Linked DNA regions of Homo sapiens: region 1 is linked to region 2. The links are chromatin loops, found by intact Hi-C in ENCODE. Cell type or tissue: heart right ventricle. All regions are shown on one strand. Each heading gives the region's core, and the rest is flanking DNA. Links, peaks and the distances in the headings are about the cores only. Region 1 holds the start of IL33 (interleukin 33). Region 2 overlaps LOC107987046 (a long non-coding RNA gene).

Region 1 (15,993 bases), core at 4,529-12,528, 57 kb after region 2:
CAGATTTTACAGTTATATAGTTAGAGCCAGTGAAAGTGTGCCTAAGTTCTATTCCCACTACATAGATATGCCACTAGATGCTACTGGAATTGGTTCTGGGAGCCTTCATCTGAAGGCAGCTTTAGGAAATAGCAAGGAATAACAAGAGGAGTTTCTGAAAGGATGAATTAAGTGCTTATATAAATAGGGAAAGAAGGACTTTAGTCTCTAAAATTTAGGACCAAGAGAAGGGGTTGGCCTAGGACTTCTGGGAACATTTTTCTCCTTGAAATAAGGGGCATGTGAGGAGTAAGCGCTTCTTGGCTTCTACTCCTTTGGCTCCTCTGAGTATCTGATGCTCAGAGCTGGGTTAACCATTTTTTCCCATGAAGAGAGATCATAGATGCTCTGAGGATGGTAGAGTAGAAGGGTGGGAAGACCCTGAGTCCTTGATGATATCCTTGATTTTTGACACCAACTCTGAAACTGCCCGACGAAACTTCTGATTAAGCGAGCAAAAAGTGTCCTTAAGTTTTAAGCCTTGTTCAGTTCTGTGTTCCCCAGTTGCAGCTAAAAGTATATCAAGTGATATAAATTATCTTTATTTTTCATGTAAGTATAATCTGCATTGACTTTTTCTAAATCCTTTAAAGAAATGGCAAACAACTAATGTATTCTGGACATTGCCTTAATAATATCTTTATGGTTGAATTGTTTAAAACATTTTAATGTTTAAATAATGTTATGTTTTAAAGAAAATTTTAGTATAACATGGATATGTAAATTCCTGTGCTAAAAATCAAGAAAATAATATTATATATGATAGAAAAACATGATATATCAAAAAATAGAAAAAATAAACTGAAAATCTTTTGTATCAGAACAAGATTTTAAAAACTTATAAGTAACTCTTTGAGGTACTCTTTTAAAAAAAAAAGTGCAGATTACCAGTAATAGTACTGTTATTACTATTCTATTTTTGCAAAACAGTAAAACATCAGTTACGTTCATTTACAAAAAATTTTTGTGTTTATAAATTTGTCTATAAAATGATTATGAATATCATATACATGTAAATCATGCCTTAAGTCATTGTGGGACAAATAGTGACAAAATGAAATGAATTGCCAAGACTTTGAAAATCAAACTTCATAAAATTCTAAAGTAAAGGAAGGAAAAATAAACACAAATTCTTGGTTGTTACCTCTGGGGGAAACCAAAGGAGATGCAATTAGGTAGTGACACAGAGGAGCCTTCAAAGGTATAAGGAATATTCTATTTTTTAAACTGGATGATAAATACACAGGTATTTGTTTTATTATTTTTCTCCAGAACTTACACTTACATATGCGTTCCACATATTAGTTTATGTGTATGATATATTTCTGAATTAAAAAGCTTGAAAGAAAGAAAATCAATCTTCAGTTAACATTCTACTCATAAAGTCAACTGTTCCCTATTCTCCAGGAACAAATGTAGCTACCAAGTAAAAAAAAAATCAGTTAATACAACATCAACACTTTCAAAATTAAAAAGAAATTGCTGCCTGAAAGCAGGAATGCATTATTTAAAATTCTGTGGTTATATTTTAAAAGAACAAGTTGGCTAGTATAAAGGGGATTCCATGTGCTAAATTGTGACAATTTGACTAAAACAAAAAATATGTGAAAGTTTTTCCTTGTGCCAAGACTAAAGTTACAGAAAGCATAACTTTTGCAGGCTTTTTTTCTCATGTTTGAGATATGCTTATTGAATAGCGACAGAAATAACTGATATTATAGAACAGGTTATGAAAAGTTTTGTAAAGCATGTAATATATTCCACAACACTTTCACTGCCACACCATTCAACTTAGCTGGCATAGTCAAAAGCCAAAATGAGAGTCCCTCTCAATGCTGGTATTTAGCTGGTATGCTGCAAGGCTGGTTCCTTTCTTATTTCTCTTTGCTAATGCCATGCCAGCTATTAAATATTTTGAATATCACCTGGGTAGAAAGCATGAGATTTTATTGTACAACCAAATGGCTGCCTGCTAACACACAACATTGTTAGATGAAATTAAATTTGATTATTACAAGCCATTTAAAACTGAAGAGTACAGAGGCTTTCTTCTCATAGATATGAAACTTCCTGGTCATTTATCTGAATAAAATAAGCCACAATCTGCACCCTGGATATTTCATTTCCATAAAGTTTTAACAGAACTGCCTTGTGCGGTGATCTAAAAATGCAACTCAAAGGTCTGGAAGCTTGACCACCATGGTATGACAAGCTTTTCACTTTGCCTCCTTTGTGGGCTACTCCAGCTATTCCCCAAATTGCTGACTTCATTATTTCTCTGTGGAATTCTTAGTTGGCTCAGCCTTACTTACCTGGTAGCTGGGCTTAGTGTGAAAGCTACTAAAATGAAAAGACTCTGTTAAACACCTCTCTTCTCCCCAAAGATAAGGCTAAATTATTTTCCCACTCTGGACAGATATGACTTCTTCTTGAGTGTACCCACTGATGCACAGAGAAATAAATATAATTGGTAGCCTTTCCTTTGCCAAGACACTTTTCATAAAATATGTACAGCGAACTGCCATTCTAGAGGTTACTAGTTGCTGCATGGTTCCACCTAGATAGTAAGGAGAACCAACGGGTCTAAACCCAGATGCTCTTTTACCAGCTTTTGCCATAAATGCCTAGAAAAAAATTGGATGCTGACAAAATAATAGACTTCTAAGTTTTATACTTTTATGAATTAAGAAATATAAAGACTTAAAAATATTTTTTTCTGTCACATCACAGTGCAAATGACCTTAATGCTTCTAAATGTTGAATCTGCTTTCATGGGCCTTATAGCACTGAGCAGAAATTCTTCCACTTGACATAATGGAAAGTAGTAATAATTGGACAGCCAGATGTAAGCATTACCTGTCAGGTCCTAGGCACGGTATCCTCCAAACATTTTTTGTAAAACAGCTTATACTCCTTTGAGTTAATAGCATCTAATTTTTTATATTAAATGACCACCACATACTGACAATTGTGATTAAGTTTCCACAAACCATATGGCTCTTGAATAAGTCAGTGAAGAAAAAATAATGCCACCATACGTGCAGGTAATATGGACCTTTTTTCTTATGGGGGAAAAAACAGGAAGCTGGAGATAGTCACCAAATTACATCAGAATGAATATTGGTACTTATTTCTGTGCCTGAAACTTGTTCAAAAGTTTAGAATGAAATATTACTAAAGGAAACTTAACAATTATGGGTCAGGTACAGTGGCTCACACCTGTAATCCCAGCACTTTGAGAGGCTGAGGCAGGAGGATTACTTAAGCCCAGGAGTTTGAGATCATCCTGGGCAACATAGTGAGACCTCATTTCTACAAAATGTAAAAAAATTAGCCAGGTGAGGCAGCACATGGCTGTGGTCTCAGCTACTTAGGAGGCTGAGGTGGGAGGATAGCCTGAGCCCCGGATGTCAAGGCTGCAGTGAGTTGTGATCGAGCTACTGCTCTCCAGCTTGGGTGACAGACTCTGTCTCAAAAATAAATAATAATAATAATAACAATAACAATAATTTACAAATATGAAGCAGTTATGCTGACTACTGATCAAGTATTGTTAAACAGGATTGCTAAAGAATGTGGACAAATAATATATATGTATAAGAGATAATGGAAAAATAAAATTTAGGGAGGAAAAACTTTGGAACTAATAAATTCAGATTTGAGGAAGTTCATGTTTGGGTCTAATAATTCTCCAAAGAAAAGAACAAGTGGAGAAAAGCATATAGTCCCCTAAAAAGAAATTACAAACAGCTTAAATAGCATTTCTTAAACAATTGCCAGTAATAAGCCAGCAGGCTAAGAAGTTAGAGTGGCTGAGATTTGAGCACAGCAGACACACAAAACTATGAAGTTCTGTTAAACTCTAAGGAAATATTGAATCTTTGCTAGGAACTATGTCGGAAATAATGAGCAAAACATTCTTACCATTGCAAAAGGTCTCAGATGCACTAATATGGCTAGGGAAAATTATGACAATCATTTAATTTATGGAATGTTCAAAGTGGAGGGGAATTAGATGTAAACTGGGTGCTGATTAAAAGTAAAGCGCTCAGCCAAGTTTGTGGGTGAACTTCTTAGTTCTGGAAATAGCAATGGGAATGGCAAAAAAAAGTTACAGAAGAGAACAATGGCTGGCAGGAACTCTTTCCCTAGGGCAAAAGGTGAATGTAGCCCTGAAGGAAATAGACAGAAGGTTTTAATGTCACTTCATCAATATTTTCATATTTGAAAATGATGGAAACTTTGAATAAGAAAATAGCTTCACAAAGAGGATTAGAGATGCACTAAATGAAGTAGTTTGGAATTGTTCTTTAGTTCTTTTTTCTTAATGGGACCTGACCCTGGACTTTAATCTCTGATCTGAAATTTACTGACTTTATGATTTTGGGTTAGTATTAAAATCTTTTCAAATCCCACTGTCTCAATTTCATAAATGGAGATAATATTTACCTCACAGAGGTGCTGTGAGGGATAATGTGGAAGATAAATGTCTCACTTTTAGTAAATGGTCAGTGATTAATAAATTACCTTTGATGACTGCTTCTAACTTGTTTTACCCATCACAACACCTGTCTTGAGTGGGATTTTGTTGCTTGTTTGTTTCACATTTTACACAAGAGAAAAAAATTCAGGCTCAGGAAAGTTAAGTAAGATCCAAAATTACACAGCTGGTCAATGATGGATGATGGACTGGAGGCCTGACTGCCTCTAAAAATTTGTGTCTTTACTATTATGCTATACTGCACTCTTCACTTAAAAAATACAAAACAAAAATAAATACCTTCGTAGGTATACTGTAATCTACCGATAATAACATGAGCAGCATGTGCCAGGAGTCCGCTATAGGGAGGAAGCGCCCCCAATTCCTCACTCCCCCTTACCACTCCCTGCATACTGAACTTTGCCTGAACTTTTTGAGGCCCACTAAGGTTGTGTCCCCTTAAAAGTTACTTTTGCTTGCAGACATCAGCACCAGAGAATCTACAGGAAACCGAAGAGATTAGACGTTCTACCATGATTTCCTGAAGTTCTTGAACCCAACCCAATCATTTTGTTGTTGATAGAATTAAGGTCCCTTTCTTTCTGCTGTTTCAGGAGTTTATATTTGGTCTTAATGTTTCTAAATGTTCCTGCTACAAACTGAGATACAAAGAAGGTGAATTCCAATGAACCTCTTGATTTCCACCATGTTTGCCAAAATTTCAACTTGAATGAAAGATACATTGATTTTGGCACAGTCTGACTGACATCTCCAGAAAAACCCTTATGGTATCAGATTTACTGACATATAAATTTTCTGATGTAGACATATATATATATATATATATATATATATATATATATATATATATGGAGAACATATATATATATGGAGAACATATATATATATGGAGAACATATATATATATGGAGAACATATATATATGGAGAACATATATATATATGGAGAACATATATATATATGGAGAACATATATATATATGGAGAACATATATATATATGGAGAACATATATATATATGGAGAACATATATATATATGGAGAACATATATATATATGGAGAACATATATATATGGGGATATATATATGGGGACATATGTATAGGGAGAAAAAATATATATATAGGGAGAATATATATGTGTATATATATATATGCATATATATATTATCTCAATGCTGACCCTTCTTCAGTATTTCCCTGTAATGATTTAATTCCCTGATGGAGCTTAACTTTTCACAATTGAATTTCATGCCTATTTCCCCGAAGTTAGTTGTAAGCTCTATTTCCTTAATCACTGGGAAACCCTGGCCAAGAGTGACATTTCCTGTTTCTCAATCTCTTCCATTGTTTTCAGTTCTGGCTATTTCAATCCCTAAGTGAAAGTTTGCCTCAGGATTCTTTTCTCTCTATAAATGGGAAAGGGAAAGAGGTGCTTTCTGGCTGTAGATACTGTAAGCTAAACAATGATGTGAAAGAGATAAACATCTAGGTTACTTAAGAAATCAATTATGAAGTAACCAATCAAAGATTGGTAGAAGGTCCAGGATCCTTTCAGAGAAGAATGGAGAAAATGTGAAATATGAGCTGAGGAAAGTGCGATGCTTGTGCTAGAAGTTCTTAACTGTTTCAGACAATACCGAGCTGTGTGATTCAGTTCAATCACCCTAAACTTTGGGAAATAGAGGATTCTGAAGTTTTCTGAACTCAGAGAGGTACATTTTCTGGGTGGAAATCAAAAGAGGAGCATTAAGTATTCAAAAGACAAATTTGAGAAGCAATAAGTAAGACTGTTGGAAACAGTATAGGACCCCAGTGTGGCACAGAAGGATGCTTCAGCGGGAGAAGCACAGTGCAGAGGAGGAAATACGGGTCTTTGCCCTAGACACTTCACTCTCAAGTCTCTGACTTGTATGCAGCCACAGGACATACTTTTGGATTTGTGCTATTTTCTTAATTAAAATAGTCTGGAGGCATATATTCATGTGTGGAAAGAAAAGGCAGAGAAAATTGTGAGGAGGCAGAAAGCAAGGAATAAAGAAAAGAAAACAATCTTCAAAGGAAAGTCTGTAAATGAAGAATAGTAGCAAAACTGATGAGCTTTTGAATTTCTCCACTTAGGGTATCAATTCCTTGTTTTTCCACAAAAGTTTATTTTTGAGGGGGTGGTACCTCTCAATTCTTGTATTTGAAACTGACAGTGAGAAATAACAGTGAGAAAATTATGACAGTGAAGGAGATCTGACATAACCAACCCCCATCATGCTTTTAACTTCCATATTGCCTTTGGTCATTCCTGGGCTTGGGCCAAGCTAACTTTGGGAGAAATTTAGGGTATGGTTTAAATGATAATAACCCTTCACCAAAAGTAAACCACCTTGGTAAAAATAATGAAAGACCACCAAGTTAGGAGTTTGAGAGGGTCCTGAATTCTGCTAAGATGTAGGCATAGTAAAATGATTACTAGCCATGATTCTGGAGGTCACAAGATTTGCAACTTCCCCAGTGACTACTGTAAATAACATCACTATTGTATAAGCTAAGATTGACCTTCAGAGATGTCTGTTCAGGCTTTTGCATTTCTGATGACCAGTGACTACTCTGTGGCTCCCACCCAGAAATAGACTCAGTGCATACACGAGGACCATTTTTCACATGCCTGTGATTTTATTCCCAACCAATCAGCAGCACCTATTCCCCTAAGCCCTTTGCCCATCAAACTAACCTTGAAAAACCCTAGCCTCCAAATTTTTGGGGAGATTTGAATAATAACTTTGAATCCTCTGTGGCATGGCTGGCTGGCCCTGTGTCAATTAAACTCTTCACTGCCATGCCATGGTTTCAGTGAATTGGTTTTGTCTGTGCAGATCAGAGATTAAAGTCCAGGGTCAGGTCCCATTAAGAAAAAAGAACTAAAGAACAATTCCAAACTACTTCATTTAGTGCATCTCTAATCCTCTTTGTGAAGCTATTTTTTATTCAAAGTTTCCATCATTTTTTTTGGAGATGACATTTAGCTCTTGTTACCCAGGCTGGAGTGTAATGGCATGATCTTGCCTCACTGCAACCTCCACCTCCTGGGTTCAAGCGATTCTCCTGCCTTAGCCTCCCGAGTAGCTGGGATTACAGGTGCCCACCACCACACCCAGCTAGTTTTGTTTGTTTGTTTTTGTATTTTTAGTAGAGACAGGGTTTCATCCTCTTGGCCAGGCTGGCTGCAAACTCCTGACCTCAGGCGATTCACCCACCTCGGCCTCCCAAAGTGTTGGGATTACAGGCTTGAACCACCACACTTAGTGATGTCCCCCTTTTACTGAAAACCACTTGTAAACAATTGCAAGCATGTTTGTCTTGAGTAAGCATTAGGAGTTAGAAGTAGAATTATCAACTTGCTTTATAAAGTTTCCAGCCTGGCAACAAAGCAAAGACCCTATCTCTACATAAACTAAAAAAATTACCCAGGCATAGTGGCGTGTGCCTGTAGTTCCAGCTGCTTGGGAAGCTGAGATGGGATGATTGCTTGAGCCCAGGAATTGGAGGCTGCAGTGAGCTAGGATCACGCCACTGTGCTCCAGCCTGCGCTACAGAGCAAGATCCCATCTCTTAAAAAACATAAAATAAAATAAAATAAAGTTTCATGGAGGGGGCAGAATTTACTATAAAAACTATTACAATCTCTTTCAGCAATTTATTAATTTTACAAATCACCCAAAGGAAAGCAAATGGAATTATAAGTTAGTAACAGCTATTGTCATTGACTTTTACTGCTATTAGCAATAATAACAAATTGGCCTTATCATTTATTTTTCAGGAAAAAAAAAAAAACACAGTTCTCCATGGTTCCCAAGGTTTAACTTTGCAAAATCTGACTAAAAATCTCCCAGAATATTCAGTCTTACCTTGTGATCTTGTTTTGATTTCTTCCCTGAAGAGCTGCAGCTCTGTGTTCGGAGGAGTCTGTAGACTCTTTTTATTAGCCAAAGTTTGGCAGAGACCCAAATTGCCTTAGAAGGGAGATCTGGGCGGGTGAGATTTTAGCAGGCTTGAAATCTCATGTAAAGAGCCAACAGAGTTACAATTCTGTCAACATCTAAGGCTCACTACTTTCTGCGTCCTCCCTCCATCTGAATATTTTAAACCAGCAATTATGATTCTTCTTCTGCCCCTAAACTTTATGTTTTGGCTCTCTTTGGAGTTGAACTCCTAAACTTCAACTTCAGCACTGTCCATTTTGAAATTCTGTTGCCATTTATATATTCACTTTTGGCCGTTGGCTTCTTAATTTACAAACTTCATTAAGAGATCAGTGTATTCTTCCAAATTCCTTTATAATAGAAATTTGCGACCCCCTTTGGCCTATCAGTAATAAGCAGCTCGTCTGCAAATAAAAGCTCTGAAATACTCTGTATTCCAACATATCTGACGGGCTTTCCTGCTCCCCACTGTTCATCTTTTCTTTCTATTCATCTCAAAAATCTCGCAGAAGATAATACTTTATCACAAAAGCAAATCCTGTACTATAGATCCCATGAGAAGTTGTTCTTCTTACCTCATGAGAAATTTTGCTCCTACTCACCCTCTCTCCATCTCGTTTGGCATCTGTAGCAGAAAATAAAGGGATGAAGTAATGCTCTTTTAAGACTTGGACTGATTCCACATCCTAAGATCACACATTGGAAGGAAGACTGCTGCTGTACTTAGAAGGATATTGTGATGGACTGTTACCCTAGCAAGCCTCTACATCCATTCAATCTACAAGATTAGAAGGGTGACCTTGAAACAAAGGGGCAGCAGAAAAAAGTTTACTGTAAAATGAAATAGGAATTTTTTAGTTTTTCTCATGGCATGTTGAAGGATAGAATGTTAGGGTTCTGGAATCCAGGGGAAAGAGAAAATGAGACAGCAACAGATGGCTGACCAGGCTTGGGAAAATGTGACTATGATGGAGTCCCCTTTGGAAAAAACAACTAAGGAACTCTGTTATCTTGTTTAAAGTTGTTTCATTTTCTGTGCAGTAATCCCCTTTAATCATCCCCAAACCTGAGCAATCATCTGCTACAAGCCATAGTGTTGCATTTGTGAGTAATGAAGAAAGATGGCTATGTCTGCCCTTTGGATAAAGCAGTGAAGCAAGCGGACAGGATGCCAACATGACAAGAATGAATCAGGAATTGAGCTGTGTGCAATAAATAGGAGGGAGGGGTGACAAGTAACAGCCAAGGGAATATTAGCATACTCTACTCTGGGAATTCTTGCAAATACTGAGGAAATTACAAAGGATGAATAATGTATCTTTATTATGTATATTGAACCCTCCTTCATTATTTCAAAAATTTCTCTTTTTATCTCTAATTATGCTTCATGCCTTAAAGTCTGCTTTGTCCATTTGTCTGCTTTCTCCATTAGCAGAGCTTTGCAAACATTCTTTTGGTTAGTATTCACATAGTGTATCTCTTTTCATCTTTTTTCTTTCAAACTTTCTGTGTCCTTACATTAAAGATGTGTCACATATAAGTAGTATACTGGTTTTTTTTCCCAGTTTGACAATAATTTGTCTTTGAACTGGAACATCTATTGTAATTATTGATATATTTGAATTTGCTTCTACTATCTTACTTTTTTTCTCTGCTATTTTGTCCCCCTGGCTTATGCTCTTTTTTGGATAAAACAATTATTTATTTATTTATTTATTTATTTTGAGATGGAGTCTCGCTCCGTCGCCCAGGCTGGAGTGCAGTGGCGTGATCTCAGCTCACTTCAAGCTCCGCCTCCCAGGTTCACACTATTCTCCTGCCTCAGCCTCCTGAGTAGCTGGGACTACAGGCGCCCGCCACCATGCCCGGCTAATTTTTTGTATTTTGTAGTAGAGACGGGGTTTCACTGTGTTAGCCAGGATGGTCTCGATCTCCTGACCTCGTGATCTGCCCCCCTTGGCCTCCCAAAGTGCTGGGATTACAGGCGTGAGCCACTGTGTCTGGCCTGGATGAAACAATTTCTAAAAATTATTCAATTTTCTCCCAGCAGTCATGAACTATAACTCTTGACTTTTTATGAAACAAGAACAAAACCAAAAAGGCTGCTAAAACCACAGCTCTGCTTTTAAGAGGCTGATTTTTTTTTTTTTTTTTTTTTTTTTTGCCTTTGCCCCCATGCAGCTGCGTAATTCGGCAAGTGTTTTGAAGAGGAAACTCATTATATGTAGGTTCAGTTCTCCAGCCCTCTCTTCTTGCTGGGGGCCTGGCCCTTCCAATTTCCAATTTTGTCTCTTCATTCCCACAACACCGATCAACAGTGATTTCTCTGTCTCCTGGCAGTGACCTCCTACCTTGGTAAAATACAGATTCCCTGCCTTGGCCAATGCTCTCGTAACTATTAAAAAGTAGCTAACTACTGTTAGCTAATCTCTCCATGGAATCTTAGCCCCTCATCCTTCGTGCTTCAGCAGCTCTCTCCTGATCTGCCTTTCTGGTTGTACTCAATGGTAATATTGGACTGCCACAAGTTACTCCATGCTATTCAAGTAGCTAGTTGAATGAAGATGAAAGCATGGCTCTAGAAGGCAGGACGACTAAGGGTTAGGTCATACAGACTTTATTCTAGTAATCGTATAATTTGTTATCTGAATCATAAATTTTTGAGAATGAAAAGAATGTTATTAATCATTTGACCAGAATAATAGGAAAACACTGAGATATGGTTACCCCAGGTTTTGTGACTTTTATAGTTCTTCATCCCTAACCCCACTACTTCCCAAATCCCAAATCTGCCTTATTAACTTCCTCCTTTCAGGGTAGATGCAAGGTATATGGGTGACTGTCTAAAATTTTGCTGACTCATAGACATATACTTGATCTGGTTGCACAATTTTATTCCCAAAGGAAGAAAGTTCAAATTGATGTTTTGCTACCAACAGACCTTAAAAAATGAAAATTTAAAGGGTATACTTCACATGGAGGAAGGTGAACCCAAATGGTAGGCCTGAATATAAGCAGAATTGAAGAATCAAAAGTATGATAGATATTGAGGTAATGCTAAGACATATTAACGGTAAATACTGACAATAATATCTTGTAAGGTTAAGAAAAACAAACTAGAACTAAATACATTACAAAAATAGCCTATATGTCTGGAGAGATGATGATAGGAATGAGAGTTCTCAAGTATATTGTATTGCTCAGGAAGAGGGTAAAAATATTGCTGAATTTTGAGCTCTGTATTCATTTTTAAATTTCTAGAAAAAATTCAGAATAATAGAAATTGGACATATAACTAACTTCCAAATGATTAGAGGAGAAAAACAGAATGAGAAAAAAATAGCAGTCTATCCAGCAGAAATCAAGAAAGAAGAGACAAAAAAGCATAGTAAAGGTAATACCAAGAGAAAAAACAAAGCATGATAGATTTAACACAAATATGTCAATAATCTCATTACATGGACTAAAGGTGCCAGTCGAAGAAGCTAAGATACTTAGACTTGAAAAGAAAAGATCCATGTAATGCTGTTTTAAAGAGACATATACTAAAGATACAAAGAAGTTACTGGTCAGGTGTGATGGTTAATACTGAGTGTCAACTTGATTGGATTGAAGGATGCAAAGTATTAATCCTGGGTGTGTCTGTGTGGGTGTTACCAAAAGGGATGAACATTTGAGTCAGTGGACTGGGGAAGGCAGATCCACCCTTAGTTATGGTAGGCACAATCTAATAAGCTTCCAGCGAATATAAAGCTGGCAGAAAAATGTAAAAAGAGAGACTAGCCTAACCTCCCAGCCTACATCTTTCTCCTGTCCTGGATGCTTCCTGCCCTCGAACATCAGACTCCAAGTTCTTCAGTTTTGAGACCCAGACTGGCTCTCCTGCTCCTCAAGCTTGCAGACAGCCTATTGTGGGAACTTGTGATTCTGTAAGTTAATACCTACTAAACTCCTTTATATATCTATTCTATTAGTTCTGTCTCTCTAGAGAACCCTGACCAATATATCGGGCATGATGGTTCCTTCCTGTAATCCCAGTGTTTTGGGTGCTGGGGTGGGCGGATTGCTTGAGCCCAGGAATTTGAGACCAGCCTGGACAATATAGTCTTTGTCTCTACAAAAGAAAATTAAAAATTAGCTAGGCATGGTGGCACATGCCTGTAGTCCCAGCTACTTGGGAGGCTGAGGCAGGAGGAGTGCTTGAGACCAGGAGTTTAAGGCTACAATGAGCTTTAAACATACCACTGCACTCTAGCCTAGGCATAGACCAAGAGTGAAACACTATCTCAAAAACAAAACAAAACAAAACAAAACAAAACAAAACAGAGGCTACTGAATAATGATAAAATTAAATTCATTGGGAAGAAATAAATCCCCACCCACAAACACCTGTTAACACAGTCTTAACTACATAAAATGAAAATAAAAGTAATTACAGAGAGAGATACAAATATCTATTATCCTAATGGGAAATTTGTTATGTCTTAGCAACGTTGTCAAGCAGGAAAAGCATTAGGAAGAATATAGAAATTTTGGTTGACACAATGAGCTGGGACACATGGATATATAAATAACACAATACAACAGGCAGAGAATACATACTCCCTTCAAGCACACATGGAACATTTGCAAAATTAAACATATTCTTATCTATCAAGTCAGTTGTAGAATTATTTCAATTGATGTCACCAAAAATGGCAGAATAAGGAACTTCAAGGTCTATCTCTCCGCAAAAACAACTAATAAGCTGGCGAAAACTGTCAAAATCAACTTTCACAGAACTCTGCATATAGTCGAAAGCTTATGACAGCCATGGAAAAGTTAATGAAGAAAGAAGAAGTTGATGCATTGCAGAAGAGAGTGCTGTGGCATTTTAAATTGCCTACTTGCTATCCCTCATCTGCCATCCCCCAGATCAATGGCAGTTATCAGGATGGTCGCCCATATTCCAGGTGCATGCTGCTAGTGCCAGAGGGACTAAATGGACCTTTTTCTCAAATAATTGTGATTGTGTGTTTCAGCCTGTCTGGGGGCTCCCTTAAGGACTAGTGTGACGAGTTGCCTTTGTTTCATCTGATTCAAAGTGTTTCCAGGGCTGGCATGGCTTCTCAGGTGGCATTTGCCAAAGGCATTAAAAGGTAAAAGTATTGGCTGCAGCAGCCTGGGGCAAGGGATAACAGTCAGAACAAGCAATAGACATATCAAAAAAGCCAGGGAAGAAAGAGGTTAGAAAAGGAGATACATGAGGGGAATAAGGACTTTGAAAAGTTCCCACATATACTGGGGAATCAAGAAGACAACACTCATTGCTAGGAAGGTAGACATGTTCAGAAAAGTCCTGAGAAGACCCCAGGCTTTCACCTCTGGCTGACTTTCAAGTTCCATGCAAGCAGGAAGTGAAGACCAAAGCAGAGTTGTAAATGGCTTTGCTATGCGTTGAAGGCATGTCCCAACACAGAGCCAATCTGAAAACACTAGGGGAATAATTTTTCTTTTTCTTTCTTCAGCTTCTATTTTTGGCTCTAGTTGTTTAAGGAAATCATTGTCATAACACTAGCTGACCACTAAGCTAATGGAACACCGACTTCAGTGACCACACATAACAAAGAATACAGACTGTAGAAAAATGTTTTAGAAAAGTCACTAAACAGACAGATAACAACAACCCACTACAAGCAACAACAACAAACCATGGGGATGTGGAGAACTGAATTTCCTGAGTTACTGTATTATAATGTGCAAAATGTCCACCTTTCAACACAAAATTATGAGACACTCAAACAATGAAGTATGGACTTTAAAAAGTGACAGTAATCATTCTTGAGAAAGACCAGATATATGACTTATTAGGCAAAGCCTTTAAATCAGCTGTCTTAAATATATTTAAAGAGCTAAAGGAAACCATGAAAATTATGTCTTTGCAAATAGAGAATATCAATAATAGAAATAATAGATATAAATTATAAAAAGGAACCAAATAGAAATTCTGAGGTTGAAAAGTAGAATAACTGAAATAAAAAATTCACTAGAGGGATTCAGTAGCAGATTTGAGCAGTCAGAAGCAAGAACCAGTGATAGGTTAATTGAAATGGTCCAGTCCGAGGAAAAGAAAGCAAAAAGAATGGGAAAAAAATGAGCAGAGTCTAAAAGGCCTGTAGGACATCATCAAGCATGCCAACAGGTGGACAATGAGAGTCCTATAGGGAAAGGAGAGAGAATGGAACAGAGAGAATATTTGGCAAAATGATGGTAAAAATGTCCCAAATTTGATTAGTAACCAAGATTTTAAACATTCGAAATACTCAATGAACTCCAAGCAGGATAACTCAAAAGATTCACACTGAGATACACTATAACCAAACGGTTAAAAGCCAAAGACAAAAAGCAAATCTGGAAAGCAGCAACTGAGATGTTTCTCACTATGTATAAGGGATACTCATGTGTAGGATTACCAGCTAGTTTCTCTTCAGAAGCCATGGAGGCCAGAAGACAGTGGGACAACATATTTAAAAGGCTGAGAGAAAAACATTGTCAACCAAAAATTCTATATCTGGAAAAACTATTCTTTAAAAATGAGAGAGTAAGTAAGACATTAAGAAATTAAGATGTTATCAGATAAAGAAAAACAGGGCAACATAGGGAGTTCATCACTAGTAGACCTGCCCTATAAGAACTGCTGCATAAATCCAGCAACATTCTAAGAAGGTTCTATGTCATAACTAAGTGAGGTTTATACCAAAAATGCAAGAGTGGTTCAACATATAACAACCAATCAATGTAATAAATCACACCCATAGAATGAAGGAAAAAACCCCACCCATATAATTATCTCAATAGATGCAGAAAAAGCTTTTGACAAAATCTGTCACCCTTTAATGATAAAAACCCTCAATGAACTAGAAAAAGAAGGGAACTTTCTCAATTGATAAAGGACATTTATGAAAAATTCACAGTGGCATTATTCTCAATGATGAAAGACTGAAAGCTTTCCTCCTAAGATGAGAAACTAGACAAGAGTGCCCATTTTCTTTTTTTGGTTTGTTTTTTGTTTGTTTGTTTGTTTTTAGCCCAACATTTTATTTTATTAAATTTTTTATATACTTTAAGTTCTGGGGTACATGTGCAGAACGTGCAGTTTTGTTTCATAGGTATACATGTGCCATGGTGGTTTGCTGCACCCATCAACTCATCATCTACTTTAGGTATTTCTCCTAATGCTATCCCTCCCCTAGTCCCTCACCCTCTGACAGGCCCCGGTATGTGATGTTCCCCTCCCTGTGTCCATGTGTTCTCATTGCTCAACTCCCACTTATGAGTGAGAACATGGGGTGTTTGATTTTCTGTGATTTTCTGTTCTTGTGTTAGTTTGCTGAGAATGATGGTTCCTAGCTTCATCCATGTCCCTGCAAAGGATATGAACTCATCCTTTTTTATGGCTGCATAGTATTCCACGGTGTATATGTGCCACATTTTCTTTATCC
Region 2 (15,993 bases), core at 2,952-10,951:
GCTTGCTCTCTTCAGTACAGGCCTTCATAATGTCAGTCAAGCTGCTCTTGGAATGATCCCTTAATGCAAAAGAGTTTTCAGTGCTGATAGGTGGTGCTATGATCGATGGTGTGGGATTGAATCCATATGCACATTGAGCTTCATTTCATTGTCAAGAATTTGAACAAGCTGTTGCATGGATGGAAGGTGACCGGATTCCAGCTTAGACCACACAGGTACATCATTTAAAGTTATCTCAAATGCACCTGTTGACATACACTGGTTCTCAATCATGTTGCTCAAGAAGAAAACCATCATACATGCATAGACCTTATTTTCTTGGCCCCACTGCCAGATGCTAGGAGCTTGCATGCCAAAGAAAGCAAAAGGATCCTTGCCAACAATTATTAAGCCTATTAATACTAGTTTGAAGACTGACAGGAAAGATGCTATGTGTCTATACATTGGTTGAGGGAGGTAATTCTCTCCTTCAATACGGATGTCTGGGTACCCCTGGCTAGTAACCCACATGTACTCCTCAAACACCCGCCTATAACCTCAGGAAACACAAATCTGGAACTTGAGCAGTGGCCCCGTGGCGTACTGCATCTTTAATCTCGCTGGGCACGCCACCCAGATTGGCCGAGGCCTCGCTCCGGACCATCACAGACACCGCCACTCTCTATGTTTTTTTCAGGGTAACTGTGAAACAGCCTCAGGCAGATTTTTCCAGGTATTCCAGAAAAAGACCTCATTATCATAGAAGGTGACAGTTCTATGTGTGTTATTGCCCCTGAAGAAATTCCAGTGGGACAAGATGTGGAGGTGGAAGACAGTAATATTGGCGATCCTGACTCTGTGTAGGCCTAGGCTAAGGTGTGTGTGTCTTAGTTTTTAACAAAAAAGTTTAAAAAGTAAAAAAAAGAATTAAAAAATTTAAAAAATAGAAAAAAGCTTATAGATAAGGATATAAATAAAATACTTTTATACAGTTGTACAATGTTTGTGTATGTAAAAAGTTATGTACATAATTGCATGTGCTATAGTTTTATATGCCTGGCAGTGCAGTAGGTTTGTTTACACCAGGATCATCACAAACATGAGGAATGTGTTGTGCTAGGATGTTATGATGATTATGTCATAAGTAGGTAATAGGAATTTTTCAGCTCCATTATAATCTTATGTGATACAGTGGTATATATGGTCCATCACTGACTGAAATGTCATTGTGTGGTGCATGACTGTAGTTGGGATCAGAGTATGTAGCCTTTCAGACTAGCTTCTTTCACTTAGTAAGTTAGGGATCCTCCATATTTTTTTGTGACTTAATAGCTCATTCCTTTTATTGCTGAATAGTATTTCACTGTCTGGATTGCCCATTCATCTATTGAAGGGCATTTTGGTTGCTTTTAATTTGGGGCCATTATGAATAAAGCTGCTATAAATGTCCATGTGTAGGTTTTTATGTGGATTTAATTTTTTAACTCAAGTATTTGACTAGAATTTAACTAAGTGTTTGAGTAATTATTTAGGAGCGAAACTGCTGGGTTATATGGTAAGACTATATTTAGTTTTGTAAGAAACTGCCAAATTGTCTTCCAAAGTGGCTGTATCATTTTGCTCCCACCCCCAATGAATGAGAATTCCTGTTGCGCAACATCCTTGCCAGCATTTGATATTATTAGTGTTTTGGATTTTGGCCATTTGAATAGGTGTGTAGTTGCATCTTATTTTAATCATGTTTTCTTTTTAACCATTATATTCTACCACCTCTCACTATAAGCAGCAGTTTGTTTTCCTGTTATTCTAGGCAAACCAAATTCCAGTCCCACTGCGGAATTTAGCATTGTACCAGACTTCAAATTGGTTAATAACAAACAAACAAAAAGACCCTATAAAAACCATTGCACTTTCAGTTCTCTCTAAAAATGTCAAAAGGTTTCACTCACAGGCTAGTACGTGAATTCCACACTGCATGGCATCAGGCCGACTGCCATTCTACTTTAGTTTTTAGTCAGGTTTATTGAGGGATAGTTTTAATACAGTAAAACTCATCATTTTAAAGTATATAGTTTGATGAGTTTTAGCAGTATACGGATGTATAACCACCACCACAATCAAGATATAGGACATTTCCATCACTGCAAAAGGTTGTCCTTTTGTAATCCATCCCTGCCCTAGGCAACCACTACTGTCTAATATAGTGTTTGGCTTTTTAGAATGCTATATAAATAGAATCATAGAGTGTGTACTCTTTTTAAATAATTTTGTTTCATACTAGTTTTTCTAGGGGTTCCATTTTCACCTCTCAGTAGATTTTACATATTTCTCATATGCCTCTGCATTTATCAGTTCATCTAGTTCTGAAGGGTTACTCAGTGTCATCTTGATCAGCCCACCATCTTCATAACAAGATTTACTGACAAGTCCTGGATTTTCTACAAGAGCTTCATTAATTTTGGTAACTTCTTCTGATAGAGGAGAATAAAGTTCAGTAGCAGCTTTCACACTTTCCAAAGCACTAAACTAGTCTCGTTTGTTCGATTTTGTCCCAATTTCAGGCATACTACAGTAAACATCTCCCAAAAAGCTTCCTGTGCAAAATTGCTGATTCCCACTGTTCCAATACCATTTTCTCTTATCCATTCATTTTTCTTTTTTTTTGGTGAATTTGTGCAACAAGGGCTGAACCTGGTCGTGGCAGCGTCGGTAGTGCCCACCCTCAGCCCTCAAGGCGGCCACGGGTTCCTAGGCCCTGTGCAAGGTGCAGGCCACGTCGCATGCTCGGCTGCTCAGCGTCAGGTGCCGATTTTTTCCTGCGTTTTCTTAGGGAAGTTTTATAGTTTTAGCTCTTATATTTAGGTCTGTGTCTTTTTAAATTAATTTTTGTGTATGACATGAAATAAAGACAGATGTTCATTTTTTCCTTCGCTTCCTTACCTTTTCTTCTTTCCTCTCCTTCCCTTCCCTCCCTCCATGCTTTTTTCCTCCTTCCCTCCCTCTCTCCCTCCGTCTTCTTTCTTACAGATGCCCTTACGGATTCTTACAGATGCCCTTACGGATTCTTACAGATGTCTTCTTTCTTACAGATTTTTTCCTGCGTTTTCTTAGGGAAGTTTTATAGTTTTAGCTCTTGTATTTAGGTCTGTGTCTTTTTAAATTAATTTTTGTGTGTGACATGAAATAAAGACAGATGTTCATTTTTTCCTTCGCTTCCTTACCTTTTCTTCTTTCCTCTCCTTCCCTTCCTTGTTTTCCTTCCCTTCCCTCCCTCCCTGCTTTTTACCTCCTTTCCTCCCTTTCTCCCCCCTTTCTTTCTTACAGATGTCCAATTATCCAAGCACCATTTGTTGAAAAAGCATCCTTTCTCCACTGATTTACATCTTTGTTGAAAGGCAATTGACCATATATGGTTGGAGCAATTTCTACACTCTTCTGTTCCACTGACTTATATGTCTATCTTTAAAGGTCACATTGTCTTCATTACTGTAGCTTTGTAGCTGGTCTCGAAATCAGGTAGTGTGAGACTTCAAGTGCTCTTTTAAACTTTTTTTAAGAGTCTCTTCTAGGTCCTTGAGATTTTCATTTAAATTTTATAATCAGCTTATCAATTTCTATTGAAAAAACTTGCTGTGGCATTGACAGGGATAGCACTAAATCTATAGATAAATTTGGAAGAATTAACATATTAATATTGATTATTTCTATGCATACATGTGGTATAGCTCTTCATTTAGTTACATCTTTAAGAACTTTTCTCAGTAATATTTTATGGTTTTTGTGGTATAGGCCTTGAAATATTTTGTTAAGTGTATTCCTATGTATTTTTTGTTTTGATTCTATTGTATATATTTTTTCACATTTTAGTTTATAATTATTTTTTGATAGTATATAAGAAATATATACTGCATACATTTTTGTATATTGGCCCTATGTCTTGTGACCTTACTAAATTTACTTGTAAGTTCTAATAACTTTTTTTCATTGCTTCTTTAGAATTTTCAATATATAAGATCATGTCATCTGCAGATAAAGATAGTTTTGCTTTTTTTTAATCTATTGGCTTTTATTTCTTCTTCTTGCCTGATTGTGCTGGTTAGTATCTCCAGTACAATATTAAAATAGACATAGTGAGAACAGACATCCTTGCTGATTGCTATAGAGGGAAAGCATTCAGCCTTTCAGAATTGAAGATGAGGTTAAATTTATGTTTTGTGTAGATGATTTTTATCATGTTGAGGAAGTTCCCTTTTATCTCTAGTTTGCTGATAGTTTTTAATCCCAAAGGGATGTTGAATTTTGCAAGTCCTTTTCTGTATTTATTAAGATATCATTTTGGTTTTGAATTTGTTGATATAATGAATTTGATTATGATTGATTTTCAAATGTGGAACCAACCCTGCATACCTGGAATAAATCACATTTAATAATGTATTATGTTTTATATATTACTGGTTTCAACTTATCAATATTTTGTTAAATATTTTTGAGTTGATATTCAGGAAGGATATTGGTTGTTCTGTTTTAGTTTCTTGAAACATATTTGGTTTTGCTATTGGGGATAATGCTGTCATCATAAAATGAGTTTTTGTTTCCCTCCTTTCTATTTTTCTGGAAAAGTTTGTGTAAAATTGGTATAATTTCTTCCTTAATTGCTGGCTAGAACTCACCTGTGAAGTCATTTAGGCCTGGAGTTCACTTTGTGGCAAAGTTTTAACTATGATTTCAATTTCTTTAATAAACATGGCTATTCAAATTATCTATTTCTTCTTCAGTGAGTGTGAGTAATGATTTCAAGGAATTTGTCCATTTCATGTAAGCTTTCAAATATATTAACAAAAATATTTTAAAAGTATTCTCTTATTGTCCTATGGGATTGATAGTGATGCCTCTTCTTTCATTCCTGATATTGATAATTTACATCTTTTTGTTGTTGTTGTTGACCAGTCTAGTGGCAGGTTTATCAGTTTTTCTGAGCTATCTAAAGAACCAGGGCTTATTTATTTGTTTTTTTGTTTGTTTGTTTGTTTTCTATTTCACTGATTTCTCCCATTTATTATATCTTTTCTTCTTGCTTTGGGTTTAATTTGCTTTTCTTTTGCTAGTTTTTAATGTGGAGGTTTATAGCACTGATTTGAGACTTTGCTAAAATAAGCATTTAATGTTGTAAACTTCCCTTTAAACATTACTCTAGCTGTGTCCCACTTATTTTGACATATTACATTTATTTTCATTTAAATAAAATATTTTCTAATTTTCGTTGTGATTTTTTTGGGGTATATAGTTATGGAAAAGTATTGTTTAATTTCCAAATACTTGGAGATTTTCCAAATATCTTTCTCTTATTGACTTCTAATTTAATTCTAATGTGGTCAGGTAAGTTTTTTGTTTTTTTTTTTAGAGAGAAACTTACTCTGTTGGCCAGGCTGGAGTGCAGTGGCATGATCTCGGCTCACTGCAACCCCTACCTCCCAAGATCAAGAGATTCTCATGCCTCAGCCTCCGGAGTAGCTAGGACTACAGTCGTGGGGACTACCATGCCCAGCTATTTTTTCTGTATTTTAGTAGAGTTGGAGTTTAGCCATGTTGGCCAGGTTGGTCTTGAACTCCTGGCCTCGAGCGATCCACCCGCTTCAGCCTCCCAAAGTGCTGGGATTGCAGGTGTGAGCCACTGCGCCCAGCCTGAGAACATACTTAATGTGATTTCAGTTGTTTTGTGTTTCTTGGTGAATGTTCTAGGTGCTTTGAAAATAATGTATATTCTGCTGTTGTTAGGTAGAGTGTTCTGTAAATGTCCACTAGGTCAATTTAGTTGATAGTGTTGTCAGTCTTCTCTATAATTAATGATTTTTTTTGGTATAATTATTCTGTCAAATACTGAAAGAACAGTCTTATAAAGTTTCTCAAACTGTTATTGGACCATTCCAGATTCTTTCCTAAACATGCCTTCCCTGGCTCAGTAGTATTTGGGCAGGACCTGTAGTAGAGCAGGCACCAGCCAAGTAATCAAATATTAGTATCCTTTGGCTGGCTCCCCAAATTTAGCCATATTTTTTTATTTTATGGGAAATGTTCACTTTTGGTTTCCAATAAATAAAGGGAAGGGGATTTTTTTCCTCTTTACAAACTTAGTGTTCCTCAAAAAGATGACTTTTTGGCCAGGTGCAGTGGCTCACACCTGTAATCCCAGCAATTTGGGAGGGCAAGGTAGGAGGATCACTTGAGGCCAGAAGCTCAAGACTAGGCTGGGCAACATAGTGAGACCTCATTTCTACAAGAAACAAGAAAAAAATTAACCAGGCGTGGTGGCACATGCCTGTAGTGACAGCAACTCAGGAGGTTGAGGCAGGAGGATCACTTAATAAGGTGGGAGGTTGAGGCTGCAGTGAGCCGTGATTACCTCTTTGCACTCCAGCCTGGGCAACAGAGCGAGACCCTGCTAAAAAAAAAAAAAGTAAGATGACTTCTATCACCTCTTAGTCCTCTTTTACAAGGAAGGGGAAGGATGTGTCAAGGGAGAGACTGCTGCCCCAAATAGCTGAATTTCAAATATTGGGTACTTTACTGTTTTTGTTTCTAGCAATGGGGTCTTGGTGATAGTTCCAGGGAAAAATAGGAAAAATTCTATTAAATAAGTTGTAGTTGCATGAAACTGAATTACTAAATCAGTTCATCCTGTTCTCCTTAAAATGCTTTACCATAATTACTTAAGATTGCTCACTGAATAGATACTGTTTAGGCCAAACTGGTAGTGTCCCAGCTAAGGCTCATTCCAAAATTCCAAACTGTTTGTTTAATGTCATGGAATAAAATAATTCTTTTAACAGAAGCAAAGGCCACTATTGCACAATATCATATTATCAGCACCAACAAGTAGAAACATAGTTAGCTCTCTTGGCTGTGTTTAACTTACAAAACACTCTGTTTGAGGACTCATACAGCTGCAATGTTCTGACCTAAGGGAGCATCTGGCCAGTTCCTCCTTTGTTTGTTTTCCTTGAGTGTGACTCTTTGACAAGTAGGCCTCTTTTGAGGGGAAAGAAAAAGGCTGGTTGGGTTTTAAATTATAAATGAATGTGGAGGAGGAGAAATAGGATTAACACTGGTTGACCTAATTTATGCTAGGCATTGTGCTAAGTGCTTACGGTCATGTCCTTATCCCATCTTCTCAAAATCCCTGTCTAAGTGATGTATTAGCCCCATTTTATAGGCAAAGAGACTGAGGTTCAGAGTGGAATGAAGTCCCATAGCTGGAAGAAATTGAAATTAGAACCAGGATCTCTCTAGTACCAAAGTTCATGCTCTTTTTTGTCTATCATGCTTCTATTAATATGGAGGCTCAACACAAAAGTAACCCACAATCCGTGGCTGCTTTATTGATTAGTTCTGTGGTTTCTGGAATGGTCCTACTCAAATGTGATTGGCAGTTGAGTCCATAAAAATGCCACATTTCTCTTTAGGTTTAGTGTGTTAAGGAAGCTTTGATCATGTCATGTACCTTAAGCAGAACCTGACTATTTTTGTCTTAGATAAATTTGACGTTGTATAATACTGACATCTCTTTGGACTCCAGCCTTTGCAAATATTAGGCTCAATGTCAGGAATGAATAGTGAGCAGCAGCTTAGGGCCTCAGCCTAGGCAAGAAGGGGGGACTAGGAAAGTCCAAAGATTGATAAAGAGAAAGCTTACAGGCAGGCAGGCAACTCCAGGTGTCAGAATTCAGGATAAAGCAAGTCTCTTTTTTATCTCAGTCTCAGATATTACAGACCCAAAAGGTCTTGCTGTGAGAGAGAAGATCATGCAAAGAAGTAACCTAAAGTCCAGGTGATCAGTGACCATGCATCATATCTAAATGGTGCTGTTCCATAGGCAATTGGAAGCACAGCTGGCTTGCAACTCAGGAAGAATATCTGGTCTGGAGAGTTATCAGTCAATAAAGGGGCAGCTAAAACCCTGGGAGCTGATGATCTTGGGCAGGGGAGTGTGGAGGGCAATGTGGAGTGAGGAATGAAGAGGGTCAGGGGTCTGAGAGTCCTTGATGTCTGTTAACTACTCCTTCCTCAACCTGCAGCAGGCTTCCAGCTGTTCTGAACACTTCCTATCCACTCTGTTAGTTAAGGAAAGGGAGGACCTTGAGATGGCTGAACACACAACAGCCAATACCGGTCAGATGAGATTGGCAGTGGTTTATTAGTCACATATACACACAGGGTGGGGAAAGAGCAACCCCACATGCCATGAGGGGCCACATAGAGCAGAGTGAACCAGCAGAGGCTTTGGGAGGCTAAACTGAGTTCAGAGGTTTGTCTATTCATGGAACTGGACATTCTAATTATTGAGTTGAGACTGTATTTGCAACTTAATATGACAGTAGGACTGTCTATTACTTAAGAATGAATGGAAAAGTATAAGAGGGAGGAGTTGAATAAAGGGATGGTGGAAGACAACTAATGTTTTGATTACCAACTGTGCTTCAAGATTTTTGAATGTACCAATTATATTTCCAACTGTATTTCCATTTAATAATCCCATTGTCAGTTGACCCTCAACCTGTCCTAACAAACTCATTATCTTCCTTCATACTAATTTCTGTTTCCCACCTCCTCATTTCTGTTTCTGACAGCGTCATTTTCTCAAGTGATACTCCTGCCTCAGCCTCCCAAAGTGCTGGGATAATAGATGTGAGCCAGCATGCCTGGCTGCTAAAATTTTTATGGAATTCTGTAGAATTCTTGTGTCTCTGTTGATGAAAAACATTGGTCTGTAGTTTTCTTGTATTGTTGTTTTTGATATCAGTGTATTTTGCCTCATAGAAAAATTAAATAAAACTTCCTCCTCTTCAGTTTTTCTGAAAGAGTTTGTATATATTTCATATTATTTCTCCTTAAATGTTTGGAAGAATTCACTAATGAAGGTTGAAGTTTTCTTATGAGATTTTGAGCTTTACATTTAATTTCCTTAATAGATAGAGGGCTATTAATGTTTCCTGTTTCTTCTTGAGTGAATCTTGGTAGTCTGTGCCTCTCAAGGAATTTGTCTGTTTTCATTACGGTTGTCAAATTTATTGATGTAGTGATGCCTATAATATTTCCATCTTATTATTTTTAATATCTTTAGAATCTCTACTGATGTTAACTCTCTTATTATGGATAATGGTAATTTGTGTCCTCTTTCTTTTTTTTTCCTGATCAGTCTAGACAAAGGTTTATCAATTTTATTGATTTTTTCAATATACAACTTTTGATTTCTCTATTTTTTTCTGACCTATTTAATATTAATAAATTATTATATAAATTTTTAGTTATCCAATTCCTGTGTCTTGGAACATCTGCACTTTTATGCAATGATCTTTTGAAGGATTTTTACTATTACATTTTTTATATTTATAATGTAATATTCTATGCATATTGCTGTGGTCCGAATGGTTGTGTCCCCCCAAGTGTTGAAATTCTAACCCCCAAGGTGATGGTATTAGGAGGCGAGACCTTTGGGAAGTTATTAGGTCATGAAGGTGGAGCCTTCATGAGTAGAATTTGTGCCTTATAAAAGAGACTCCAGAGAGTTAGGTAGCCATTCTGGCCATGTAAGGTTATGACCAAAAGATGCTGTCTAGGTTGAAAAGGCCCTTGCGAGACAATGAATCTGCCAGTGCCTTGATCTTGGATTTCCCAGCCTACAGAACTGTTAGAAATAAGTTTATGTTGTTTATAAGCTACCCAGTTAATTTTGTTATCATGGCCTGAATGAACTAAGACATATATGAAAGAATTTATGAAACCTATTTGTAGGTTGAGAAGTATAAATAAATATCTATTTCTTTCGTAGATTCGTTTTGTAGATTAATACCTGTCAGATTTCATCTTTCTGATTTCTGCTTCGTATTTTATCTCTCAGAAAATAAATTCTCTTAAAGTTGTGGAGTCATTTGATTGTGTTCTAATTGTACCTAAGAAAAAGTGTTCTTCTTATCAGTCGGGTTGGTTGGTTTTTCTAAGCTAACTTTCACTGAGTGCTTGCTATGTGCCAGGCAATTCTTATCAGTGGCCTGAGAAGCAGGTGTTACCTTCATGTCTTCTATGGGTTAAGTTTGCTTTAAGGCATATTCAACAGAAAACCCAACACTAGCTTAAGCAAACATGGGTTTATTTTTCTCTCAACATAAAGTTTGCAGTTAGTACTACAAGATTGATATGGCAGCTCTCCAATGTCACATGCGACCTGGTATCTTACATTAGTTTCCCCAGGAGGAGATCCTGAGTTAAGGATTATGATAATGTGATTTACTAAGGAAGTATTCCCAAGAAATACTGATAAGGCAGTCAGGTCAGGGCAGGGCAAGACAGGGCAGGGACAAGCAGGAATCTAAGAATGTGATCTCATGCTAAAGTGCAGAACAGGGCAGATTCAGCATGAGCCCCATGGGAGAATTTTTGAGTGAAATTTAAGACAGAGGTATTCCACCCAAGAACTGGGGAGCTGGGCTTTCAAAAGCCTTGTGAGGCTGGTGGGAGTAATGCAAACTCATAGACATTTTCATCTCTCCATGCGAGGGGGCAAAGCAGCATCAATACCACAAAGGCAATCCTTACAAGAGCTACAAATGCTGGATTTTGAAAGAACATGGAAGATAGTGGTGGTATGGGTGTGTGGCACATATGGAAATAGTATCAAATAATCCAATATAAAGAAATCCAAGGGAATTTGGACAGAGCACCAATATTGTCTACTACACCAGGATTCCTTCATCTTTCCCTCCTGCCTTTTTTTTTTTTTTGAGATAGACTCTTGCTTTGTCACCCAGGCTAGAGTACAGTGGCGTGATCTCAGCTAAATGCAGCCTCTGCCTCCCAGGTTGAAGCAATTCTCCTGCCTCAGCCTCCCGAGTAGCTGGGATTACAGGAGTGCGCCACCATACTCAGTAATTTTTGTATTTTTAGTATAGATGGGGTTTCATCATGTTGGCCAGGCTGGTCTTGAACTCCTGATCTCAAGTGATCTGCCCACCTTGGCATCCCAAAGTGCTAGGATTACAGGCGTGAGCCTGGCCGGGCCCCTCCTGCCACTTCTAATCTGTAGGCCTTTGTCCCCATGCTCATCACCTTGTGGTCAGAAGTTAGCTGCTCTGCATTCAGCATCCTATCTATGGCTCAGGCAGGAAGAGAAGGGGTAAAAGACTGAAAAAGGGCATGCCAGTCAAATATGTCTTTTTAAAAGAAGTTTTTCTTAAACCATTATCCTGCTTATATTTTATTGTCCAGAACTATGCCAAATGGTTACCCCATCTAGCTGCATGGGAATCTGGGAAAGAGTGTATTTTTAGTTGTGTGCACTGTTGTCTGGTAAAAAAAAAAAAATGAGGGTCTATTGGTAAAGCAGTAGGGATGGTGGTTGTGGATATTAGGTAGACAATTACAATATTTGGTACTCCCTATTTACAGAGGAGAAATAGATATTGAGAGAGGTTACTTACCTTACCAAAGTTGCACAGCCTATAAGCAGCAAACCAACCCTGCTCTTAATACATTGGACACTGATTCACGTGATCTCTTTGTGGGCGCATCCTCTGTGCTAGGGACTGTAATTAAACTTGGACAAGTATTTCATCTTTGTATTAGTCAGGGTTCTCCAGAGGGACAGAACCAGTAGGAGATAGATAGATATAGATATATATATATATATATAGCTATATAGATATATATATATATAGCTATATAGATATATATATATAGATATATATATATCTATATATATATACACACACACACAATGTATATATACACTCTATCTATCTATCTATCTATCTATCTATCTATCTATCTATCTATCTATCTGAGTTTATTAAGGATAATTGGCTCACACGATTAAAAGGTGAAGTCCCAAAATAGGCCATCTACAAGTTGGGGAAAAAGAGAAGCTGGTAGAGCGGTTTAGTCCAAGATAGAAAGCCTCAATTCCAGGGAGGCTGAAAGTGTGGCCTTCAGTCTGAGGCTGAAGGCCCAAGAGCCCCTGGGAGGCCACTAGTGCAAATCTCAGAGTCCAAAGCTGAAGAACCTAGAGTCTGATGTCCGAGGATAGGAGGAAAGGAAGCAAGTGCCCGGCAAGGGAAGAGAGTGAGAAGACTAAGTTAGTAAGTTTATCACCCTTCTTCCACCTGCTTTGTTCTAGTTGTGCTGGTGGCTGATTGAATGGTGCCTACCCACATTGAGGGTGGTTCTTCCTTTTTCAGTCCACTGACTCAAAAGTCAATCTTGGCAGGATGCGGTGGCTCAGCCTATAATCCCAGCACTTTGGGAGGCTGAGGTAGGCGAATCGCTTGAGCCCGGGAGTTTGAGAGCAGCCTGGACAACATAGTGAAACCCTGGCTCTACAAAAAAATGCAAATATTAGGTGGATGTGGTAGCACGTGCCTGTAGTCCCAGCTCCCCAGGAGGCTGAGGTGGGAGGATCACTTGAGCCTGGGAGGCTGAGGTTGCAGTGAGCTGAGATTGCTCCACTGCACTCCAGCCTAGGTGACAGAGTGAGACCCTGTCTCAAAAACAAACAAACAAACAAAAATGTCACTCTCCTTTGGCAACACCTTCACAGACACACCCAGAAATAATACTTTACCAGCCATGTAGGCATCCCTCAATTCAGTCAAGTTGACACCTAATATTAACCATCACAGTCATCTTGGCACTTCAGCAGGAAATAATTCATCGATCCTCCCTCTACCAACTCACAATCACTTTCATCTCTTGATTTATTTCCTCAGATTCCTAAGTCCCCATATATAATCCTGACCACTAAAGGGGTTAAAACAACTGAATTTACCCCTTTTACCTAAGACCTACATGAGGAACCTGCTTAACAAGACCTTGAGAATGGATATAAGAATAGATAGGGATGGGTGTTAGGGTATGGGGATAGACAATTCAGTTATATTTCTTTCCCTGATGACAAATCCACACTGATCTTTCTCACCTTTGTACAACTGTACTGCAGAGTTGGAGTTATAATACATATGGTACACGTTTTAGGGGGCTGGGAATGGTGGCTCACGCCTGTAATCCCAGAACTTTGGGAGGCCGAGGTAGGCAGATACCAAGGTCCGGAGTTCGAGACCCACCTGGCCAATATGGTGAAACCCTGTCTCTACTAAAAAAATACAAAAATTAGCTGGGCGTGCTGGCAGGCACCTGTAGTCTCAACTACCAGGGAGGCTGAGGCAGGAGAATTGCTTGAACCTAGGAGGCAGAGGTTGCCGTGAGCTGAGATCATGCCACTGCACTCCAGCTTGGGTGACAGAGTGAGACTCTGTTTAAAAAAAATAATAATAATACATATGGTACATGTTTTAATTTCCATGTGAACAAGGAGCATGGCTTAAGTTTCTTTTGTGCTGTCATGGTGCCTAGCAAAGTCACAGTACATATGGCACCTATTTGATGTATAACTGCTAGAAGATGAGATTTCAGGGCTGTATAGGCTTATACTTGAAGGGAGAAGGAGTTTTGGGACAAGCCTACTACTCCAACCACCCACTGGCATACCACAGCTGAAGATTTCTGTTTTTAAAATTATTTTTTTTAAACTTTTGTTATAGGTTAGAGGGTACAAGTGAAGGTTTGTTACATAGGTAAACTCATGTCATGGGAGTTTGTTGTACAGATTATTTCATCACCCAGGAATTAAGCCCAGTACCCAATAGTTAACTTTTCTGTTCATCTCCCTCCTCCCACCCTCCACCCTCAAGTAGACCCCAGTCTACTTGTATTTATAAATTCATAATGACCTCCAGCTCCATCCATATTCCCACAAAAGACATGATCTCATTCTTTTTCATGACTGCATAGTATTCTAGTGTGTATATGTACCACACTTTCTTTATCTAGTCTGTCACTGATGGACATTTAGGTTGATTCCGTGTCTTTGCTATTGTGAATAGTGCTGCAATGAACATTTGTGTGCATGTATATTTATGGTAGAAAGATTTGTATTCCTATTCCTCTGGGTATATACCCAGTAATGGGATTGCAGCTGAAGATTTCTATCCATCATGAAATTTTTCAGTGTGAGGCACAAGGATTGAAATTATTTTTTGGCTTATTTTGTTCTGCAGAAGTGGGGATTATGAATAAATTGTTTTAGTTTTAAATCAAGCTGCTGTTTTCAAATTAGGTTGGCAATTTTCTTTCCAAATTCCCCCTGAATCTCAACTCTTACTTATTTCTTCCCGATTCTAAGTCATTTTACTCGTTCAAATAAAATTTTCTTGACAGTATTTCAAGATAGTCAGTAAATACATAAAAACCTAAAGAAGACAAATAAAATGAGGAAAAAGTAAGTTTTGACACAATTATCCTTCCTGATACAATGAAATGAACAAATTCTTTCCAGTAATGTGTATTTGGACCATGAAAACACATACAGGTAAGTGACAAAAATGCCACCTCATATTTGAATATTTTAATCAAATTATACTGACTATAATGATGGTGGAAATTTTTTTTTTAAAAAAAGGAAACTTAAACACAGAAAATAAGTGAGCTGAGTTGAAAGTTATCTACCTAAGGAGTCAGAATGATCAGATCAAGGTTCTGGTGCAGGTACCTGTTAGATGTTTGATTCTGAGTAAAAGTCATTGAACACCTTCTTGCCACCCACCAGTATGGGCACTGACAGTACAAAGGTGAAAAAGACACAATCTCTTCTCTTGAAAATATTACTTAGTTTTGAATAACCAAAATTATCAGGTAATGACCTACTCCGGATACCAACATTGGTAGATTGGAATATGCTTACTTTCACTTAAGAATTTCAGAATATCGGGGTCTTGGTTCCAAGATGGCTGAATAGGAACAGCTCAAGTCTACAGCTCCCAGTGTGAGCGACATAGAAGACGGTGATTTCTGCACTTCCACCTGAGGTACTGGGTTCATATCACTGGGGCTAGTTGGACAGTAGGTGCAGGACAGTGGGTGCAGCCCATGGATTGTGAACTGAAGCAGGGTGAGGCATCGCCTCACCCAGGAAGCACAAGCGGCTGGGGAATTCCCTTTCCTAGCTAAGGGAAGCCATAACAGACGGCACCTGGAAAATCGGGTCACTCTCATCCTAATACTGCACTTTTCCAATGGTCTTAGCAAATGGCACACCAGGAGATTATATCCTGTGCCTTGCTCAGAGGGTCCCATGCCCACGGAGCCTTGCTCACTGCTAGCACAGCAGTCTGAGATCAAACTGCAAGATGGCAGTGAGGCTGGGGGAGGGGCGCCCGCCATTGCTGAGGCTTGAGTAGGTAAACAAAGTGGCCAAGTAGCTCTAACTGGGTGGAGCCCACCGCAGCTCAAGGAGGCCTGCCTGCCTCTGTAGACTCCACCTCTGGGGGAAGGGCATAGCTGAAGAAAAGGCAGCAGAAACTTCTGCAGACTTAAACATTCCTGTCTGACAGCTTTGAAGAGAGTAGTGGTTCTCACACCACCAAGTCTGAGATCTGAGAACTGACAGACTGCCTCCTCAAGTGGGTCCCTGACCCCTGAGTAGCCTAACTGGGAGGCACCTCCCAGTAGGGGCTGACTGACACCTCATACATCCAGGTGCCCCTCTGAGACAAAGCTTCCAGAGGAATGATTAGGCAGCAAAATTTGCCATTCTGCAACATTTGTGGTTCTGCAGCCTCCACTGGTGATAACCAGGCAAACAGGGTCTGGAGTGGACCTCCAGCAAACTCCAAGAGACCTGCAGCTGAGGGTCCTGACTGTTAGGAGGAAAACTAACAAACAGAAAGGACATCCACACCAAAACCCTATCTGTACGTCACCATCATCAAAGACCAAAGGTAGATAAAACCACAAAGATGGGGAGAAACCAGAGCAGAAAAGCTGAAAATTCTAAAAATCAGAGTGCCTCTTCTCTTCCAAAGGAACGCAGCTCCTTGCCAGGAATGGAACAAAGCTGGATAGAGAATGACTTTGACGAGTTGAGAGAAGAAGGCTTCAGAAGATCGGTAATAACAAACTTCTCTGAGCTAA

The links. A loop is a pair of places that touch in the nucleus more often than their neighbours do. Peaks named below come from ENCODE experiments on the same cell type or tissue, not always from the same donor. Only the 100,000 strongest peaks of a DNase experiment are listed, where the experiment ranks them.
Region 1: a loop joins it to region 2, with 4 times the contacts of the local background. A loop is called at or near these places in 13 of 110 quality-filtered maps.

What each region holds. Positions count from the first base shown.
Region 1 is chr9:6,208,297-6,224,289 of GRCh38, reverse strand. IL33 (interleukin 33) reads right to left here and starts at 8,483. Exons shown (of 8, transcript NM_033439.4): 1 at 8,438-8,483. In heart right ventricle, for the core only: no CTCF peak of the experiment used is centred there; no DNase peak of the experiment used is centred there; H3K4me3 peaks cover 3,654 bases; H3K27ac peaks cover 5,147 bases.
Region 2 is chr9:6,263,262-6,279,254 of GRCh38, reverse strand. All of the region lies in intron 2 of LOC107987046 (a long non-coding RNA gene), which reads left to right. It also overlaps the pseudogene SELENOTP1. Among named protein-coding and RNA genes, the nearest start is that of IL33, 55 kb to the right of the region's middle. In heart right ventricle, for the core only: no CTCF peak of the experiment used is centred there; a DNase peak (open chromatin) is centred at 6,942; H3K27ac peaks cover 1,138 bases.